Regions from separate parts of the Homo sapiens genome. Here all the other regions are linked to region 3. Evidence: chromatin contacts called from ENCODE Hi-C or POLR2A ChIA-PET data. All regions are on one chromosome and are shown on one strand. The core of a region is the stretch at or near the end of the contact, and the rest is flanking DNA. Distances in the headings are between cores, read along the strand shown.

Region 1 (2,881 bases), core at 308-2,807, 400 kb after region 3:
GATGGTGAGAATCTCTGTGGGTTACAACACTGGAGAGGCTTCTGGGAGGAGGTGGCATGTGTTTGAAGCTTTGAAGAGCCAGGGGTGCTGGGGCTGGTTGAGATTTAAAGGGAAGGATCAGTGAGAGCCAAGGAGAGCCAGGGCACAGTGGTTGTGGCCAGGGCAGCAGAGGGGAGGTGGCACTAGGTCATGCAGGCTGTTGACTCTATCCTAGGCTTTAGGAAGGAAGGTGGATGCTATGAGCAAAAAGACCTGGCTTTAGCATGTGAGGAGAACAAGGAGCTTTCTCTCAAGGCCAGGACTGTCTAACTCACTTGACAGTCAGGTCACACAGAGCTTGAGTGACTGCTCTAAGTATGGTGGTAATTCCTCAGGATTCAAAATGCTCAAGCATAGCTGTATGGACCAAATGTGGCAGCCCAGCCCATCCTCCTGCAGCCTGTGGGGACAGACAGGGTTGTTCCCACCATGCCTATGGAGAGAGATCCAGCAGCCCCCAGCCTCCACCTGCCCTGCGCAGCACCATATCCCCGTTCCTCAGCCTCCCTGACAGCCAGTCAGCAGCTGCCTGCATAGTTCTTGTCACCCCTGACCCAGGGCCCAACAGTCCACTCAGACATACCTGTAGAGCATCCATAGTGCACCTGGGCCTATGGGAGAGGCCTGGCATGCCAGCAGCACAGGTGAGTATAAAACACAGGTATACCAGAGTGTTTAGTGCACGGGGCCAGAGGGAACTAAATGCACCTGAGCAAGAGCAGTGAGAAATAGCTGCCTTCTGGTTCCTGTTTGTATGTGACAGTGGAAACTCACAGTTGGTCCTGGAGTGATGCTTGGCCTCAGGTTTGTTTTATTTCAAGATCATAGAATTTGAGCTATGCGGGATTAAAGAGGGAGAAACTGAGCCACAGAATGGCACAGCAGAACTAAGAGTCCCTGAGTGTCGACTCCAACAGAAGCTTAATAACAATAGGGGGTTATAATGTGTGCCAGTCACTGCATTTTACTTCTATTAAGTTATTTTACCTCCAAAGTGGCCCTGTAAGGGAAGTGGTGGTATCATCTTTTAATGGACCGTGACTCCGAAAGGCTAATGAGTTTCCCAAGCCTACACAGCAGCTAGCGGGTGTCAGTATTTGGGTGCGGCTCTCACCCTAAAGCCCTTCATCACCTTGCCCCACATCCTCTCTTAAAATGGTGCTCTACCACTGTGTACCCAAAGGCCTTATGTTTTTGTGGAGCTGAGCTTGGATTGTTATGCCAAGAAATATATTTGATGGGATAGAGAGAGGCAAGTTACATCCTTGGTGTGTTTTACTACCTAAGAGCTGCACATGATTAGAACGTTATCTAGTTATTGGACTTTCTGGAAGTTGTCATTGTTTGTCATGGAAAACAACTGTGTTGATACCAGTATTCCCCTGGTCTTATAGCTGCTACCCCGGTTGCTAAGTTCCTCTCCAGGAACCAGCTGAACTGCACCAGCAGCCTGGAAGAGGCTTGGCTCACCAGCAGCCACATGCGAGAAACAAGCTGGGTTTTGTGCCAAGTGTGTGTCATCAGTCTGACATGGCTGCCAGAAAGGCTGGCACCCCCCGGCTTCCCTCAGAGGGGCAGGCCCAGATCAGGAGGCAGTAGGCCTGCTCTGCCCTGCTCAGACTCAGCTTGGGTTTAGGGTTCCAAGATGAGAGTCCCACTTCAAGATCCAGATGAAGGAAGGGCTGGAATCAGGGGAGAGGTATTGACGGCTTGCAGAACCACTGGGTGTGTTAGGTGGGATGCTTTTGTTTGTAAGTATCTAAAACCCAAAGCAACATGCTAAGTCGAAAAGGGAATATACTAATTCGTGTAGCCAGGGGCCCCATTCCCGGGGCTCAGCCACATTGTCACTCTTCTACTTTCCGTGTGTGTCAGACTTCTTCTTTCCTGTGGAACAAGGGCTGCCTCCACACGGGCAGGGAAGGTGGCTGCCTGCAAGCCCAGATTCACTTCTTCCCTACTCAGTATTCCATGCAGTGAGGAGTTCCCTAATGGGACACACTGGGTGGAGAAAGGAAGCACAACAGCAGCTGGTACAGCTACAGTGCGGAATGATTGAAGGAGTTAGGGGCGATTCAGGAGAGGCATAGAGACAGCCTGTAAAACTCTGGTATGTCTCCATGTGTTTTCTGTGGCCCTAAGGAGGAATTAAGACACGTGGATGGCAGCTACAAGTAGATAGGTTGCAGCTTAGTAGAAGAAAGACTTTTCTAAAAGGGCCACCTCAGGTGGTGGTGGACTTCCCGTCACTAGGGTACAACTGAGGCTCAATGAAACTGAGTGGGATGAATGGTTGGATTAGGAAAACCCCAAGGCTTATTGGTCCTTAGATTCTATGACATGCTGGACAAAATGTCCCTGAGTCAGGGGTCTCTCTGGACATGGTTGAATAGGCCTGTAGACCATTCTGGGCATGGAAATGGAGATAAGCACAGCCCCTCTGGGACCAGCTGCTTATGAGAGGTCCCCCCTGGTTCCTTGGAGGGGGGTGAGGTAAGGATATAAGCCTCTCTGGAGAGGAGTCTCCCTGCTTGGCATCTGATCTGCTGACCTCTCCCCTCCATGTGCCACGTTGACTTGGTGTCCCCCATGTCCCTGTTCGAGAGGCCAAGGACTTAAGGATCCAGAGCCCATCTTCCCCTGCCCCCCAATCAGCTGATGCTCAGCTTCCAGAATCAGGGGTGCTTGTGGGCCCACGTTGAGAAGCTTTACCTTCCTGAAGTGAGCGTTCCTGCTGGGGTGCCAAGTAATCATACAACGGGACACTCTGCTCTTGGGACCCACTTACATTAGTGTGCTTTTTTGGAAATGTTTACTTTGCTGGCATTTTACTTGATGGTGC
Region 2 (3,137 bases), core at 370-2,869, 310 kb after region 3:
GGACAAAAACTGAAAGGCCTGTTTGCTGTCTGACTGTGTGCTGCCCCAGGTGGCTGCTGAAACTAAATCAATTTGTGGAAGGCATGGAAGAGTTTTCTTAGTTTGATTATGTCTTTTGGAATTGAATGGGCAAATAGAATTTCTTTGAAAGATGTCTCTATTTCTGCCTGGAGGACTCTGTAATTTGGACGTTGTGAGAAGAGCCTATCTTTATTTTGAATTTGGAACCATTGACTCCCCTTTCTTTATGCTGTGAGTTATTTATATGCCAAGAAGCACAGTGGAGGCCTTTTCACCTTCTCATGACTTTAAGAAATACAGGAAAACAGCATTCTCTACAATCCATAATCCCTGAGTGTTGGCAACAAAAAAATGAAAGATATTCTAATGTAGGCGTCTGTGCAATGGTGATGGGTTATGGATGGTCAATGAGAACCTTGGCTGCCAGTCCTGGGAACTGATCTCAGCCTTCCCTGGGACCCTCTGGATGAGGGGATCCTCATTCACCTAACTGAGCAAACATCCCAAACATGCTCTGTTTGCCCATTTATTCATTCCATTCATTAATGTACTCATTGATTCCATTTGGTTCACTTCAGCTACTGATCACCTAATGTTATATGCCAGGCCGTGTGCATGGCTGTAATTATAGAGCTGTGACTAAGACCTTCCTTCCTTCCTGTTCAGTCAGGGTTCAGTAGCAGTAGTGAGAAGTTATTCTCGCTTTTCTAAACAGAAATGGATTTAATACAGTGAACTAGGTGTTTACATCATGATTGGAAGGGTGCAGGAGTAGGCTCTAGGCTGACCTTTGGCAATGATAACTAAAACAAGACTGTGAAAATGGCCCATAAGTAATTGTTTTCATTTTCCTTTTAATTCAACTCTTTTGAGCTCCCCTTGCCCTTTGCTCCCAACTTCTCTGTCCCAGATCTTAGGCTCTCTCCTTATGGGAAGAGCTGTTTCAAAGCATTTATGGATTGTAAAGTGTGAATAAGGGTGTTGTTAATAATAACTGTCACTTGCTGACTGTTTATTGTGTGCCCAGCTGTCTGCTAAGTCCTTTACCTGTGTTATTTCAATCCTCACATCTGTTGGGTAGTTAATATTATCTCTACATTGCAGAGAAGGAACCTGAAGCTAATAAAAGTTAAATGACTTGCCTAGGATAATTCAGCTAATAAGTAACATTTGAATTCAGGGAGTGTCTCTGTCCAGAGGTACTTGCAGTTTAAAAGACAAGCTGGGCCAAAGAAGATACACAAATGACCAATAAGCAAATGAAAAGATGCTCAGCATCATTAGCCATCAAGGAAATGCAAAACAAAACCGTAATGAAATACTACTTTACACACCCTAGGATGTTTATATTAAAAAGGACAGATACTTTAGAAGTGCTGGTGAGGGCGTAGAGAAGTGGGAACACTGATGCACTGCTGGTAGAAGTGTAAAATGGTGGAGCCACCTTGGAAGCCAGCTGCACGTTCTCAAAAGGTTAAACGTAAAGTTACCATATGAGTCATGAATTCCATTCCTAGGTATATACCCAAGAGAAGTGAAACCATGTCCACCTACACAAAAACTTGTACGCAATTCATAGCTACATGATTCATAATATCCTCAAAGTGAAAACCCAAAGTCCGTCAACTGATGGGTGGATAAATAAAATGTGGTGTGTCTATATAATGGAATATTATCTGGCCATAGGAAGGAATGAAGTACTGGTACATGCTACAACAAGAACGCAACAATGAACCTTGTAAACATTATGCTAAATGAAAGATGCCAGTCACAAAAGATGACCTAGTGTCTAAGCCTATTTATATGGAATGTCCAGAATAGGGAAATCCAGAGAGATAGAAAGTGGATTTATGGCTGCCTAGGGCTGGAGCTGGGGTGATCGCTAGAGAGTATGGGACTTCCATTTAGGGCAATGAAATGTTTTAAATTTGATTGGGGTGATGATCGTATAACTCTCAGTATACTAAAAGCCATTGCATTGTATACTTTATTTTTATTATATTTTGAGACAAGGTCTGGCTCTTCTGCCTAGGCCGGAGTGCACTGTGTGATTTCCACTCACTGCAACCTCCACCTCCTGGGTCAAACCATCCTCCCACCTCAGCCTCTTGAGTAGCTGAGACTATAGGCGTGCACCACCATACCCAGCTAATTTTTTTGTATTTTTTGTAGAGATGGGGTTTTGCTATGTTGTCCAGGCTGGGCTTGAACTCATGAGCTCAAGCTATCTTCCGGCCTTGGCCTCCCAAAATGCTGGGATTACAGGCGTGAGCCACCATGCCCAGCTACACTGTACACTTTAAGTGAATTGTTTGACATGTGAATTCTATCTCAATAAAGCTGTTCCTTCCCACCCCCGAAAAAAGAGAAAAGACATATTGGGAAGGATAATGCTTACCTAAATAAATGAGTTGCTAGTGGTGGAATTTAGAGGAGAAAGGATAAACCCCCATGCAGTTTTCTCAAACTTTTGGCTTATATTAGTTTGTCTTCACTATAGTAAAGTGAAAAAATGGATTTAATTTAGCACAAAATTAAATATTGAGCTCTCAGCCTATTGTCTGGCTGGTGAGCCTAGAGCTGATTTATTTTTTCTTCAGCTCTCTGCTTTCCTAGACAGCTTTTTTCCATTTTTCTCTAAGGAGTATATATTATTTTTTATAAGTAGGGAACCAAAAATGTTTCATAAAATATGTATCCCATTGGGTCATACAAAAAGAACATCATGGCTGGGTGCAGTGGCTCATGCCTGTAATCCCAGCACTTCGGGAGGTCGAGGCAGGCGGATCACCTGAGGTCAGGAGTTCGAGACCAGCCTGGCCAACATGGGGTGAAACCCTGTCTCTACTAAAAATAAAAAAATTAGCTGGCTGTGGTGGCGGGCGCCTATAATCCCAGCTACTAGGGAGGCTGAGCAGGAGAATCATTTGAACCTGGGAGGTGGAGGTTACAATGAGCTGAGATCGCGCCACTGCACTCCAGCCTGGGTGACAGTGAGACTCTGTCTCAAAAAAAAAAAAAAATAAAAAATCATGACTTCCACATGTTATGCCACTTGAGGTAGTTAGAGATTTTCTGTCCTAGAAAAAAGATTTTTTGGGGGAAAAAAGTGAGAG
Region 3 (2,931 bases), core at 106-2,605:
TCTTCTAGAGTGTGTAGCCTGCCTGGAAGTGTGTGTGCATAGAGGAGGGGCGGGGTTGGGGGAAAGATAGGAGTTGGAAGGGGGGGGGGTGTACAACAGCCAGTAGCTACAGCCGTAAGAAATAATCACATTTGTTTCTAGAATTCCCCATAGAATAGAAACTCCATCCAATTTTACCATCCCTGCGGAGGTGCAGGCATGTTTATTACAGCGCTATGAGGGATTCATCCACTCCACATTCCCCATTGCCCTAGCCCCCTTTCGCCAACCCCCGTCCCTGCCAAATCAGGCCAATTTCTTTCTTTCCAGTTATTTGCTGAAAGTTCAACTTCTCTTAGAGCCTTCTAATTATGCGTATATCATATAGGCTGATAATTTTTAGTTTAGGCTGAGAAATGCAGCCTAAATCAGTCTGCCACATCAGATTGTGAACGTCTGGATGGTGTGGACCCCCTTCTCCTACTGCTTAAAAGACAATCTTGTTGTAAAACGCTATGGAATCGTTCCTCTCCCCTTAACATCTTTGTGCCCCAGAAGCCCCATCTGTAAATGGGGATAATTTTCCTATATCTTCCCATGGTTACGTAATTTTTAGATCTAACACGTGAGGACCAAACGCTTTACAAGCATAATCTCATTAAATTCTCAATAAGAATATATTATTATGGAGGTTGCATGTGAAAATACTTTGTAATGTAGAAAGAGCCGTCTGGCTGTGAGTTATTATCAGGGGGTTATCTTCCTTACCTGGCTGTTGTGAGGATGAAACGAGACGCCGACCTGAAAGCGTTTTACGTGCTATCAAGCATTTTACAGAAACCACGTGATAGGCTACTAATTACCCACCGTATACCACCTGACCCACCGTGAGGCCTCGGTAAATACTGGTTGGAGTGGACGAGTTTAAGTCTTGCCTGTTCCTTTCAGTCTTCCAATCACAAAGTAATCTCGGCGCCGCCAGGGGCCAAGACACAAATCTGGGAACCTCAGCCTAGATGGAGGAGGGTGCGGGGTCCCGGGAGAGGGGATGAGAACAATAGGGTACTTCAGTGCCCGGGCCCTGTTTAGCGGGTCTTCGGACTCAGGGCCCGAGGGGCGGCCAGCTGGGGTGTCCGGAGAGCTCCCCTCCCCAGGTCTGGGGTGTGCACGGAGAGGCGTCCAGAGCCTGCTCAGCATTCCTCGGGAGAGAGCCAGACCCTGGTCCCCCGGGCCCGTGCGCCCCAGCGCCCCAGCTCCCTTGCTCACGCCACCCCGGCAGCGTCCAAGCCCCGCCCGCCAGCTCAGGTAGGCCGTCCGCGCCAGCCAATTCGCAACAAGTCCGGGCGGGGAAGGCGGTGCTTCCCTGTCCGGAAGTGACGTGCTGCGCTTGGCTGGCTGTGGAGTCGGCCGAAGCTTTCGGCGGCGGCTGAGCCAGCTGAGGGGAAAAATGGCTCGGACTGTGGCGGCTTCGGCGGCTCAGGTTGTGGTAGAGGCGGAGGCTCAGGCAGCTTGAGGTGAGGAGCGGTCGGTGCGGCTGGGGACGATATTCGGGGTCCTGCTCTGCAAGGGTGGAGAGGGGCCCCGGGGTTCCCGGGCTGGAAGGGTCTCTTGTCGCGGCCCCCAGTGCCTTGGGTGCCCGCGTCTGACCCTCCATCCCGTGCTCTTGGCGTTGCCCAGCCCGACTCCCCCCTCCCTCCGGGCCTTGCTTCCACCCAGGCCGTGAGCAAGTGCTGCGCTGGAGGTGCGAGGAGCCCGCGTCCCCACCAGGCCCCTCTTCTCGGGAGCGGAGGTGCGCCAGGGAGTTAGTTTTGTCCCACAGAAGGAGGGCAGGCCCCCCGGCCGCCGGCCCCCCTCCCCCGCCTTGTCCCGCGGGACCGGGCTGGAGCCGCAGTGGCCGGTCCTATTTTCTTGGCAGATTGTTAGTTCTGGCGAGTGTGTGTGTTGTACTTCTCAGTGACGGCCCCTTCTTTCACCTCCTGTCCCATCTCTGGCTCTGGGGGCCAAGGATACTTTTTCTTCTTCCCGGACCCCCCACTCCCACCGCGTTGCCTTTAGCCGCGAATCCACTTGCTTTGGGAACACTATTCTTTCAGTGTGTATTTAGCGCATCATCCTTCTGAGAGAGCGGTCAGATTAAAAAATACTAGCTTAACTCTTCCTGAGTGACGGAGGAATCATAAATAATTGAAGAAAAAGGCACATACTTATTTTCCTCACTGAATTTCTGGCTTTAAAAACGACATTCTCTAGCTGTGGAATTATTTTTTGGGGGAGGAGGGATTGAGGAGGGAAATGAGGAAGGAGAAACTAAGGAAAAAAGTCTGGACATAACGTGGAAGAGAGAGCCTGTTGTAGTTCTTTTCCTATACTGGCCCGATAGAAATTGAGGTTATAATTATATTCTTATTTTGAACAGTGGGGGTTTGAATTAAGTGAAACGAAGGAGGCCTGCCTCTTTGAACAAGATTAGTTATTAAAGAATGTCCTGAAATCTTTCCTGGTGGGTTTCAGGCAGAAAAGCTCTGTTGGGAAAATTTTTAAATCTATTGTAGCATCAAAGGCCACAGCATATAAGAGATGCAAGAAGAAGAAAGCTGTTTGTAGGGGAACGGTGAAGACATAGTAGAAAGAGGGAAGGCTGCACAGAAGTCCAGGAACTAATTCCAGGAGAGACTTTGTACCTTTGCCTCCTTGGCTTGTGGTTCAAGTCTCCACAAGAGACTCCTTTAGCAGCTCTGCCATAGTTGGGGTTGGTGCTCTTTTTTTTTTTTTTAATTGACATGGGGTCTCACTGTGTCGCCCAGGCTGGTCTACCATGCCCAGCAGAATGGTGCTTTTTTTTTTTTTAAATTTGATCTAACCTTATCTGGACAGGATGGTGCTCTTATTCACAGCAGCAAATTAGACGAAAGGACCCTAGTTGAAGTATACAGATTTTATTTTTATATAAGA

What was found. Hi-C counts contacts between places; a loop is a spot of excess contacts on that map. ChIA-PET counts read pairs that join two places held with the same protein, here RNA polymerase II (POLR2A). Pooled maps may share reads with other maps.
Region 1: a loop to region 3 is called in a map with no recorded cell type, with 2.2 times the contacts of the local background. The contact joins the enhancer-like site here to the promoter of PIK3C2A in region 3. A Hi-C loop is called at or near these places in 2 of 168 maps with a recorded cell type or tissue (ascending aorta and endothelial cell of umbilical vein), 1 of 37 single-sample maps with no recorded cell type and 7 of 50 pooled maps. POLR2A ChIA-PET finds 5 or more read pairs at or near these places in 1 of 52 experiments (activated naive CD4-positive, alpha-beta T cell).
Region 2: a loop to region 3 is called in a pooled map, with 6 times the contacts of the local background. The contact joins the enhancer-like site here to the promoter of PIK3C2A in region 3. A Hi-C loop is called at or near these places in 9 of 37 single-sample maps with no recorded cell type and 9 of 50 pooled maps. POLR2A ChIA-PET finds 5 or more read pairs at or near these places in 3 of 52 experiments (HCT116, HEK293 and activated CD8-positive, alpha-beta memory T cell).

Annotation. Positions count from the first base shown.
Region 1 is chr11:16,809,112-16,811,992 of GRCh38, reverse strand. All of the region lies in intron 13 of PLEKHA7 (pleckstrin homology domain containing A7), which reads left to right. Among named protein-coding and RNA genes, the nearest start is that of C11orf58, 72 kb to the right of the region's middle. Within about 2 kb of position 1,557, at least 11 of the 41 ENCODE cell types and tissues checked have a DNase peak (open chromatin) inside an H3K27ac peak, as active enhancers do; they include ascending aorta, where a contact is called at or near this core.
Region 2 is chr11:16,900,758-16,903,894 of GRCh38, reverse strand. All of the region lies in intron 3 of PLEKHA7 (pleckstrin homology domain containing A7), which reads left to right. Among named protein-coding and RNA genes, the nearest start is that of SNORD147, 24 kb to the left of the region's middle. Within about 2 kb of position 1,619, at least 7 of the 41 ENCODE cell types and tissues checked have a DNase peak (open chromatin) inside an H3K27ac peak, as active enhancers do.
Region 3 is chr11:17,206,410-17,209,340 of GRCh38, reverse strand. It overlaps PIK3C2A (phosphatidylinositol-4-phosphate 3-kinase catalytic subunit type 2 alpha), which reads left to right and starts at 1,355. Exons shown (of 33, transcript NM_002645.4): 1 at 1,355-1,493. RefSeq lists silencers at 1,207-1,286, 1,637-1,896 and enhancers at 1,427-1,536, 1,042-1,564, 1,565-2,088.